2 separate regions of the Mus musculus genome follow, and region 2 is linked to region 1. The links are chromatin contacts, found by POLR2A ChIA-PET in ENCODE. All regions are on one chromosome and are shown on one strand. Each heading gives the region's core, a stretch centred on a gene start or an enhancer-like site at or near the end of the contact. The rest is flanking DNA. Distances are from core to core; before and after follow the strand shown.

The links. ChIA-PET counts read pairs that join two places held with the same protein, here RNA polymerase II (POLR2A).
Region 2: POLR2A ChIA-PET joins it to region 1 with 15 read pairs in embryonic stem cell. The contact joins the promoter of Hexim1 here to the enhancer-like site in region 1. POLR2A ChIA-PET finds 5 or more read pairs at or near these places in 4 of 5 experiments (Patski and embryonic stem cell).

Annotation. Positions count from the first base shown.
Region 1 is chr11:103,071,323-103,076,782 of GRCm38, reverse strand. Plcd3 (phospholipase C, delta 3) reads left to right here. Exons shown (of 15, transcript NM_152813.3): 8 at 1-69; 9 at 1,780-1,926; 10 at 2,074-2,224; 11 at 2,939-3,055; 12 at 4,976-5,142; 13 at 5,393-5,460. Among named protein-coding and RNA genes, the nearest start is that of Gm42090, 26 kb to the right of the region's middle. Within about 2 kb of position 3,067, at least 1 of the 3 ENCODE cell types and tissues checked has a DNase peak (open chromatin) inside an H3K27ac peak, as active enhancers do.
Region 2 is chr11:103,113,589-103,119,048 of GRCm38, reverse strand. It overlaps Hexim1 (hexamethylene bis-acetamide inducible 1), which reads right to left and starts at 2,724. Exons shown (of 1, transcript NM_138753.2): 1 at 1-2,724. The coding sequence starts at 2,127. The coding sequence ends at 1,057.

The DNA of each region.
Region 1 (5,460 bases), core at 1,818-4,317:
ATCCTGGGAGACATGCTGGTGACACAGGCCCTGGACTCCCAGAACCCCGAGGAGCTGCCATCTCCTGAGGTGATGTTCCCACATCCACAGCCTGGGAGGTGGGTCCATCTGACTGGGATGCACCCCTGTCCTCACTCACACACTCCCTCTAGGCCAGGATCCTTCATCTCTTTCTTCCTGGACCTTTTCCTGCTCGGTTTAACTGGCATCTGCCGCCCAACTGCTGCCCTCTGGTTCCTTTTGTTTGTTTGTTTTTGTTTGTTTGTTTTGAGACAGGGTTTCTCTGTGTAGCCCTGGCTGTCCTAGAACTCACTCTGTAGACCAGGCTGGCCTTGAACTCAGAGATCCACCTGCCTCTGCCTCCCAAGTGCTGGGATTAAAAGCGTGCGCCACCACGCCCGGCCCTAGTTCCTCATTCTTGACCATCCACTTCCTGGGCCTTCTGTGTCTAGCTCTGCCTGGCCTGGTTTGTGTCCCTTCTCATAGAGTACCTGTAGGCCCAGCCACTTCCACCTCCATGTCCTGAGTTGACATTTCCTCGACCTAGATCTCCCTTCCCAGCCATCTGTGCTGGCCAGCTGCCACCTGCTTAGGACCACAGATAAGTTGGGCTGGACTGTCAGTACACACTATCACTCTCTTCAGCCACACCAGAAAAAGCCATCGAACCCCATTGCAGATGGTTGTGAGCCACCATATGGCTGCTAGGAGTTGAACTCAGGACCTCTGTTAGAACAGTCAATGCTCTTAATCGCTGAGCCATTTCTCCAGCCCCTCATCTTCCAGTTTTTAATGTGTGTGAATTTTTCCATATATTCATACACCTATGTACACAATGTTTTTCTCATTTATTTACTTGTTTCATTGTTGCTCTTATTTCGAGACAGGACCTCATATAGCCCAGGCTAGCCTCCAACCCTTTATGTAGCCAAAGGTGACCTTGAACATTGGGATTACAGGAGTGTGCTACCATTCCTCGTTCATTCCGTTCATTCCTGGTCTACATAGTGCTGAGGATAGAACTCAGGGTACTGTGCATGACAGGCACACACTCTTATCAACTAAGCTACTGACCCAGCCATGACTGGCTTGTATTCTTTAGCCCAGGTTGGCCATCAAGTTGACATCAAGAAGGTTGTGGGACAGAGATCTTTATTGAGACAGAAGGATCAAGAGATGGAGGCTAAAAGCTAGGAATAGTGAGTGGCACATGTCTGTAATCCAAGCACAATCAGGAGTTCAAAGTTACCTTTGGCTACCTAGTGAGTTGGGGGGCCAGCTTAGGCTACATAAGACTGTCTTGGAAACAAACAAACAAAAAAAAGTAGTGTAAAAATATGTGCTGTAGTCATTCCTTCCAGGAGAGATCTTTCTGCACTGGGCAGTAACAGCGGATACCTTTAATCCTATCATGGGGGAGGCAGAAGCGGGTGGATCTTTGTGAGTTCCAGGACAGCCAGGGCTACCCAGAGAAACCTTGTCTCAAAAACAAAAACAAACAAAAAACAAAAAGGGAAAGATCTTTTAGGAAGAGTGCTCCTTCCCTGTGCCCGAGCTGCCTCTGAGCTGTGTGAGAGCTGCTGTGTGGCACTCCCATGAACGACACATTTTCACACACCCTCTCCATCAATGGCCTAGTGGTGAGATCACTTCTTCCTGTTAGGAACAAGCACTCCAGTCCTCCAGCCCCCTCCCTACCAGCCGCTCTCCCAGTGGTGCCTGACCACCCCGCTGAAGGGCTGCCTGAGGGCTTCACCTGTCTTCCCTTGGCCTCTACAGCAGCTCAAGGGCCGGATCTTGGTGAAGGGGAAGAAGCTGCCAGCTGCTCGGAGTGAGGATGGTCGAATTCTGTCAGACAGGGAGGAGGAAGAGGAGGAGGAAGAGGAGGCGGAAGAGGCCTTGGAAGCTGCAGAGCAGAGGAGTCGAGTGAGTGTGTCTTGACAACTGGGTCAGCAGGCTGGGTCCTGCTGCGGGCCAGGGGATGGGGCAGCAGAGAAGGGTGGGAAGGAAAGGGAGGTGGGGTGGGGGAGGGGCTCTTGAGCTTAGTGATCCCCACTGAGGCTGGTTTCCCAGGCCAAGCAGATCTCCCCAGAGCTCTCAGCGCTGGCTGTGTATTGCTGTGCTACCCGCCTGCGGACCCTGGATCCCAGTCCTGGCCCGCCTCAGTCTTGCACGGTTGGCTCCCTCAGCGAGCGCAAGGCCAGGAAGTTCACCAGGGAGGCAGGTAGGAACCAGAACTCTGGATATCTGGGGACAGGAGAGCATGGAGCCTTCCGGGCTTGGGTGGTGATGGTGGTGGTGGGTGGAGGATGGGTATCCTAGAGTGTTCTCAAGATTTCAGAGGGCTGAGGACTTAGGGGGACCAGGTAAAGACTCTGACTTTATGGGGGCCTGGCTCCAGGCTAAGTGTGGGCGCAGAGCCACAGAGGAGAGAGGTTTGGAGTTGCCTTCACCACGGTCATAACCAAATGGTGGTCAAGGCACGGGCCAGGCAGCCAGGCTAGTGCCAGGGGCCAGCAGAGCCTGGAGGGTATGAGACCAGGAAGGCTTCATGGTTCATCCCATGTCTGAGAAGACGTCACTGCAGAGGAGGGAGGAAGCAGAAGAGGAAAGGACTCCAGAGAGGAGGAACAGGTCATAGGAAGACCTAGAGGCATGGCCACTGTAAGAGTCCCAGGAACCTAAGGCATGGCTAAGGGTGTGGGCAGAGTGAGTGACAGGGACCGGCATTCAGTGTAGGCCGCAGTCAGGCTGTGTGGCTGCCAGGTGTCCCTGCCTCTATCTGGTCCTCAGCAACCCCCTCTTTCTAGTCTCACCATAGTTCAGGAGAGAGGGAAGCTGGGGTGAAGTATGTGTGGGGGCAGGATTATAGGGCCTGGAACTGGGCCAGGGACAGGAGCCTGGGTCCTATCATAATCCTGTCCCAACTCTGCCCCAGGGACCAGCTTTGTCAGGCACAACACTCAGCAACTGACCCGAGTGTACCCACTGGGGCTGCGGATGAACTCAGCCAACTATAACCCCCAGGAGATGTGGAACTCCGGCTGTCAGCTGGGTGAGCGGGGCTGCAGGCAGGGAAGTCTCTGGGCGGGGATGGGTATTTCAGCAGTGGGCAGCCACACAGCTTTCTTTCTTTCTTTTTTAAAGTAATCTAGTTTTATTTATTATATGTAAGTACACGGTAGCTATCTTCAGACACACTAGAAGAGGGCATCAGATCTCATTATAGATGGTTGTAAGCCACCATGTGATTGCTGGGATTTGAACTCAGGACCTCTGAAAGAGCAGTCAGTGCTCTTAACCGCTGAGCCATCTTGCCAGCCCGCCACACAGCTTTCTAGAAGGTGGGAATGCATTGGTGGTTAACAGGCTGTCTGAAATGTAGGTTCATTCGTTCCTGGCAGTAAGGAAGTGACATTTTGTTTTGTTGAGCCAGAGTCTCGCTATGCAGCCCTGGCTGGCTTTCCACTCCTCTGCCTCTGTCTTCCCAGGGCTGGGTCAAAGGTGAGCACAACAGGGTCAGCAAAAAAATAGTTTTTCTTTTTCTTTTTCTTTTTTTCTTTTTTTGAGACAAAGTCTCTGACTGTCCTAGAACTCACTGTGCAGACCAGACTAGCTTCACCTGCCTCTGCCTCCTGGGTACTGAGATTAACAGCATGCGCCACACTGCCAGGCCAAAAGTTATATTTCTGTGTGGTACTTGGGTGGTAGAAGGCAGGGGGTGCAGTAGTTCATGTTCCTCCTTGGCTACTTAATGAGTCTGAGGCCAGCCTGGGTTACATGAGACAGTTTAAAAATACCTAAGAGAAAGTTACTTGGTTTTGTATGTTCCTGTGTGTGCGTGTGTGCACACATGTGTGCGTGGATGCAGAGTAGAGGCCAACGTGGGGTATCTTTTCAGATCTCCCCTTTTTTGTGTAGGAGTGTTGCTATGCAAGCATCTGTGTTGCTATGCAAGCATCTGCATCACATACATGCCTGTGGAGGCCAGAGAGGGCTCTGGACTCTCTGGAACTACAGTTACAGACAGCTGTGAGACACCACATGGGTTCTGGGGACCGAATTCACGTGCTCTGTCCCCAACTGCTAAGAGTCATCTCTCTGTCACCTTAGTTTGTCAGACAAGGTCTTTCACTATCCCTGGGGTTTGCTCTTTTAGCTAGGCTGGGTGAGTAGTGACCTTCCCCCGCCCCTATCCCAGAATCCACCTACCTCTGCCTCCACAACCCTGAGCTCAGAGAGACATACTGCTAGGCCTGGCTTTTTCATAGGTTCTGGGGATTCAAACGTGGGGCCTCATGCTTGCCCAGCAAGCCCTTTATTCCCTGAGCTGTTTCCTCAGCTCCCACAAGTTAGATTTTTCTGAAGGTTGACATTAACAACTGGCTGGGGTGGTGGCACATACCTGTAACCCCGGCACGCAGGGAGCAGAGGCAAGAGAGCGATGAATTCAAGCCCAGCTTTGTTATAGAGGCTAACCTGGGTTATGTGGTCAGACTGGACCGAAACAAACAAAACTAGCAAGAAAGGAATTCAAAACCTTTATTTCCACATGTACACACACACACACACACACACACACACTCACACACACTCACACTCACACACTCCCTTACCTGACGATTTTGCCAAGTAAATACTGAGATGAACAGATTCTGGGAGAAAGGGCCTGGCCAAAGGAGACCATGTTCCCTTTGGAGGTAGATAAGCAATGCCAAGCTTTTTCAGGTCTTGGCTCTGATCCGAGGGGTGGGCGGTGGGGGCAGGGGTGGGAGTCTTTGTCATCACATCCCCCCTCCAACCCCACTTCGCTGTTCTTGAAGAAATGCAGGGAGGAGGTGACTGCATGGTCCCCTCCTCAATAGGTCTCAACAGGGACTGGGCATTACCATCTGTCCAGCCTGGCTTTTCTGAATCTGAGGGGAGGAGAAAGCCACTAAAATGCTCCTATTCGACCCTGTTGTCTACTCCACAGTGGCTCTGAACTTTCAGACTCCTGGTTATGAGATGGACCTCAACACAGGGCGCTTCCTCATAAACGGGCAATGTGGCTACGTCCTCAAACCTGCTTACCTCAGGCAACTCAACACCACCTTTGACCCTGAGTGCCCTGGACCCCCCAGAACTACTCTGGCAATCCAGGTGAGTCGGCTGGTCCAAGTCTCCACCTCAGGTCAAGGCTAGCTCTGGGGAGGCACCAGTCTGAGGGGAAGAAAGACAAGGGAGGCCAGGAATGGGCCTGGCATGAGGGCAGCCCACGGGTGAGCATTTGTGCAGGAAGGACAGTGTCAGCGTGAGGACAAGGGACTTGGAGCTCCAGAGGGGCAAGGGTTGGGGTATGGGTCCTAGTGGGGAACAGGCAGAAGCTGCCCTCCCTCCCTTCCTCCTTTAGGTGTTAACGGCCCAGCAGCTACCCAAGCTGAACGCAGAGAAGCCCAGCTCCATTGTGGATCCTCTGGT
Region 2 (5,460 bases), core at 1,475-3,974, 43 kb before region 1:
CGCTCCTGAGCCAGCTTTACTTGTAGAAAGGGGCATTTCAAATTTCAGTTGGATTCTAATGGAAAGGGCAGCTTTTCTTTCTTATTTTCAATAGAAAAAGTACTTAAGTGTCAGACATTGATGCTAAGTCCTTAGATCACTTAGCCATTTGAAGTCCAACATATCGCTAACATGTTTTCTCACAAGTTTATCTTGGCTATCTCTTGGATGTACTAAGAAAGCAAGTTTACCAGGAGCCTTACTTACCAAGGTAGGCAAACAGGAACTCCATTGGAATTTTGTGGGGTGGTTAGGACGGAAGCCAGGATTACTGAAAAATTGACTTGTGGAGATGAAATGAGGCTTTTCGTTATCTAACAATTGCCAAATCAGGCTTATACTTTTGTTAGCACTCTTTTGAACAGCCATCAAGGTGCGCAAGCTAAGCTGCTGCCTGTAGCCACTTTCTACTCCCCAGCATTAGGAAGCAGGCACAACATTGAGTACATTTTACCTGAACTGTATTTTGAAAATTTAAAAACCCATTGGTGGGGGTGGAGGGAACAAACTGAATTTCTTCTATTCAAGTATTTTTGCAAATAGATAAATTTAACAATCTTGGTACCCCACCTCAAAAGTGCAGTCACACAAACCAGCACGATTTTTAATCTCTAGAAATCACACTGAAACTGTTACATTTACAAACATTAAATTTATTATAACTAGAATGAATGTAATGGGTCTCAGATTTGGCCACCTTATAGCTCCGCTTAAGGAGGGGATTTTTTTTTTAAAACAGAAAAATGCATTATAACTTGGTCAGATTACTTGCACATTAAGAAACAACATCTAAGGAGGAAAACATGAAAAGCAACCCTTCAGTTTCACATAATTAAAGAACAGGAGAAAGCACACAAGCAACATCATAGCTAAATTTACCAAACCAAAGCCGGGGCGATTTTCTCTTCTGATTATGTGTCATAAAAAGGTCCGCTGTCTTATATACACATGTATATAATGTTACATTCCAGCACTGTAAAAAGTCCCCTTTGCCCCCTCCCCCCAAAAGTTTTCAGTCTAGTCGCCGAACTTGGAAAGAGGCGCTCGCTCCTGCTGCCGGTGCAGTTCGTTCTCGGTCAGCAGCTGGAGGTTCTCAGCGCGCAGCCGGTCCAGCTCTAGCTCGAGCTCCCGCACTCGCGCGTCGACGCCTCCCAGCCGCTTGCTTTCCAGCCGCAGCCGGTTATTTTCGTCCTCCTTGCGGGAGAGGCACTTCTCCAGCTCCAGGTACTCTTTGATGAGCTCCTGCTTGCTCATGTTCTGCAGGCTCTCGGCGTGGTACCGCTCGTACGTCTCCGAGAAGTCCCGCTGCAGAAACTCGCTGCCGTCCCCTCCCATGCCATCGCTGCCTCCGTCTTCCTCACCAGCTTCTTCCACAAAATCCTCATCGCTGGTGTCGTCGGATTTGGCGGCTGCCCGCTTGGGGTAAAGGCCGGTTTTGAGATCAGGCTCCTCCTGATCGTGGTCATCCATGAGGAACTGCGTGGTGTTATAGGGCGCAACTGGCTGGCCCTTGGCGAACATCTCGGCTCGAACCCGCGAAGCTCGCAGGCTCTGCTTCTCGTCGAACTTTTTCTTCTCCTCCCAAGTCAGCTTGTAGTAGGGCTTCCAATGCCGCTTCTTCTTTGAGGGGCGTCTCCGATGTTTTTTCTTGCCCAGCTGTCTCTGTTGCTGTCCCCATGGCTCCTCGCCTCCGGCGGCAGGAGCCTCCTGCTTGGTGGCCTCCGAGTCATGACCTGGCTGCACGAGGGACTCTGACATCGGCTCTCCCTCCGCCGACGGGGAGGCACCGCCAGTGGATAAGTCCTCCCCATTCTGGCCCTTCTCGCCCTTCTCCAGGGAGCTCAATTCTGGACAGGCATTCGTCTGCAATGGGGGCAGCTGGTGCTTCAGGCCCCCTTCTCCCTCCTGCCCTGGACGGCTACCGGACTGCAAGGACGCTCTCGATTGCCACCTACTGTCCTCCTTGGGCACCCGTTCCTCCGCGCTTGGGGGGCGCTCAGAGGTATGCTCTTCATGGACAACAGCAGCACCTGTACAGTTGCTAGTTTGAGGCTGGTGTTGATGTTCTGTCAAGAGTGGCTCGGCCATGGCTTAGTAGAGTTCTCTTCTGGAAGTTTGAGAAATTCTGGCTTAAGGAAAGAGGTTTTTCTTTCTTTTCAAAATATGTCCAACAAAGTCCTCTTCGGTCAGTAATTTCTGCAGTGACGCCTTCCGTCCGTCCTGTCAGCAAACTCCAATCGCAACTTGGAGTCCAGTCAATAAAGGGTTAAGCGCACACAAGCGTGGCCAACTAGCAGGTCCGGGGGTTCAGCAGCAGGCACCGTATGCAAATATGCAGAGGGGTGGGCTTCACGCCTCCCCGCCGAGTGCTCCCACAGACGAGGAGTTGGTGCGCAAGGAGAGGAGGTTTAAGTCCAATGGGTTAAACCCAACCCGAAAGGGTTAAAACTACCCGATGACGCTGCCTCGGAGGGGCCGAATCCACAAAGGGTTAAATCCCCTGCCGCAGAGCCCACAAGGGGTTAAAGTCCCAGAGCCGCCACCTCCCACTTCCACGGGTGTCGCTCCAACCCGAGCTCCCAGTTCCTCAGGCCGGGCCGGAGCCTTAGCCGAGGACAGACAAACTCATCTCCCCTCTGGCTCGATGCTCCGCTCAGTTCTCCTCCGCCTCCTCCTCTTTTCCTCCCTCCCTCCCTCCCCCTTCAGACAGCTCTTCTTCCGCCTCCTCCTCCGGCTTCCCCTCCCAACCTGACTTTCCACCTGCCAACTTCCAACTGCTGTCTCCAAGCCCTCGGCGCCTCTTATATATAGAAGCTTGTAAGCCCCGCCCATGCGCATGCGTAACGGAGTCCAGGTGTGGGGCAGCCGGGAGTCGTAGTTCCCTTCTTTCGGGCCCGCCGTCCTCGCGCGCCGTGCAACGTAGCCAATCATAGAATGCGTAGGGGGCGTCTCCCAGGCCGCCTTCTTCCATCGCTTAGCTCTCGCTGAAGAAACGTGAGCAGTCATTGGGCAAGAGTTATTCGTCTCTCCGAGGAAGGAAGACCAATTACAGAGGAGATGGGGCGGGTTCTGGACCATACCATTGTGCTTCAGGAATACAAGAAGATTCCATGACCTTTGGGAGCTTATACAGAATATTTTTATTAAAAGGTGCGTTTGAAAATCTACTGTCATATTCTGTTCTCAGCGGAAAGGTTCTGATGGCCATAAACCGTTTTCAACTTATGCAAAAATGGTCTGTCCCTAAAAAGTAGTCCCTAAAGTGTAAAAGAGGATTAAATTCTATAAAGAGAGCTGTTAGTCGTGATTACTGACATTGGATTCTTAAAATTACAATAATGTCTCTGAGGTAGGTGATGGGTTTCTTGGAGAGAGATAAGCGGAAGGATATTTTGGACAACTATTTATTAAAAAGACGAAAAGCGCATGAAGAAGTAAACAAATGAATTAAGAAGTGCCGCCTTAAAGGGACAGTGTGGTGGCCTGCCGAGCATCAGCTTCAGACTAGGCCTCAGGAACTGAGAGGGCGGGTTCGAGTCCTGAGTGACGTCGGTCCTCAGGCTATCCTGGAGGCCCTTAGGTGAGAGCAGCCACCCAGGCCAAGAGCTATCTCCGCACCAGAGGTGAAAGCAAAGTGGTCCTCCGCGGCCGAGCTCTCCGCCTGAGCCCGGATGGGAAGCGCGTGGTGAGGAGGAAGGACTCGCCCCGAACCTCGGCTTCTGCCGAAGAAAATGGCCTCCCGGGGTCGACTTGGCCTCTTCGCTTCCGATACCGCAAACCTTTCCCTAGCCAGGATACTCTGGAGAGATTGGGCCAATTGATGCGAAGTCTGTGTTGGGGAGGAACCCAAAAATCTATGCGTTCCCGAAAAAAGGGGGTGTCATCCACAGAGATGAGGTGTGTGTGTGTGTTGGGGGGAAGGCTTCGAGAAGGAAAGCTGAAGGCCTTCCCTGAAATGGGTGTGCTTGACCCAGGGCCGTAGGGTACATTGGGGGTGAAGTGGGGGTTCTACTCCCCCTTAAAAGGGATTCACATTCTTTTCCCCTACTAGAAGGACCCGAAAAACTCCCTTTAATCCCCTTGGCGTAATTGCCACTTCTCCCTTTGCCTGAGTACCCAGTGAGCCATTCTTCTTTTTCCTTACATTCCAGCCATAATGGAGTGAGATTCTACACATGAAACTATTTGACCAGCGCAGCCATGTGAGCGAGGTAGGGCAGGAGTTAGCCGCCATTTTAGCTATAGGAAAGCTCTGCGCCTTGGAGAAATCAAGTGACTTATCCAAGGTCACCTGACAACGAAGAGGCAGTTGTAACTAGAGCGGGTCTTCCTTGCGTCATCTAATACGGTTTTTCTGTCAAAAACACAAAAGCCAAGACCTGGAAAGCCAGCTCAGCAGTTAGTGAACGGGCTGCTCTTCAGAGGGCCTGAGATTGGCTCCCTGGGACTCACACGATGGCTCACAAATGTCTATAGCTGCAGATCCAGAGGAGCTGATATCCTCCATTGACAGCAGGCACATATGCTGTACACACATGCAGGAAAGAAAAAAAAAATCAGATATGTAAAAAAAAAAAATTAAAAACAAGACACAAAATCCTTTCTCCCACACTCCCTCAGTAAGTTTTTATTTCCAGTAAAAGCTTCAGCTCATTGCAAACTATTACAAATTGGCAGTCATTTGTTAGGACAAAAAAGATAAAAAGTTTTGGAGCTTCAAGTTGCCAGGACTGCACAATGAAGCCCGGCCACAGTGAGCCAAATGGCAATAAAGAAAATCCATGCAGCAACTTGCAATCAGACTGCTTGGGACTTGGAAATCTGTGTATTACGGAGCAATTGACTTGGAAGGAGCAGGAAGCACAATTTTGTTTTTGAGGCAAGGCCTCAGGATATAATATAGTCTTGCCTGAAATGCAGATCCTCCTGCCTCAGCACCACGGTAATAATTAGGTGCACATCACCTCCCAGGTTAAAAGTGTTTCATAAGTAAAAGGGTTTATGAACTTCAGAGTGCTGGGTGGGGCCGCAATCTAGTGTGAGACAGTCTCGAGGGGAAGCAAGTGAGAATGCCCTAAGGGGACATGCAGCTGTTTTGAAAATGACCATTCTAGCTTGTTTTCCATGCATTGCTAGAAACCTGGTCTGCCTGAAAAGCCTGTCTTTCTTCATTCATTACTTAGAACGCACCAGGAGACCAAGAACAAAGATGGAAAGGGGGCTCAAGGTATGGGAGATGGCTGCATAGTTAAGAGCATTTGTTCTCTAGAGGATCCAGGCTCCATCCCCAACATCCACGTGGCAGTTCACAAGTGTAACCCCAGTTCCTAAGGATCCCATGCTCTCTTCTGACCTCCACCAGCACCAGGCATGTGTGCTACAGAGTCATATATGCTCATACACATAAAATATATTTAAATG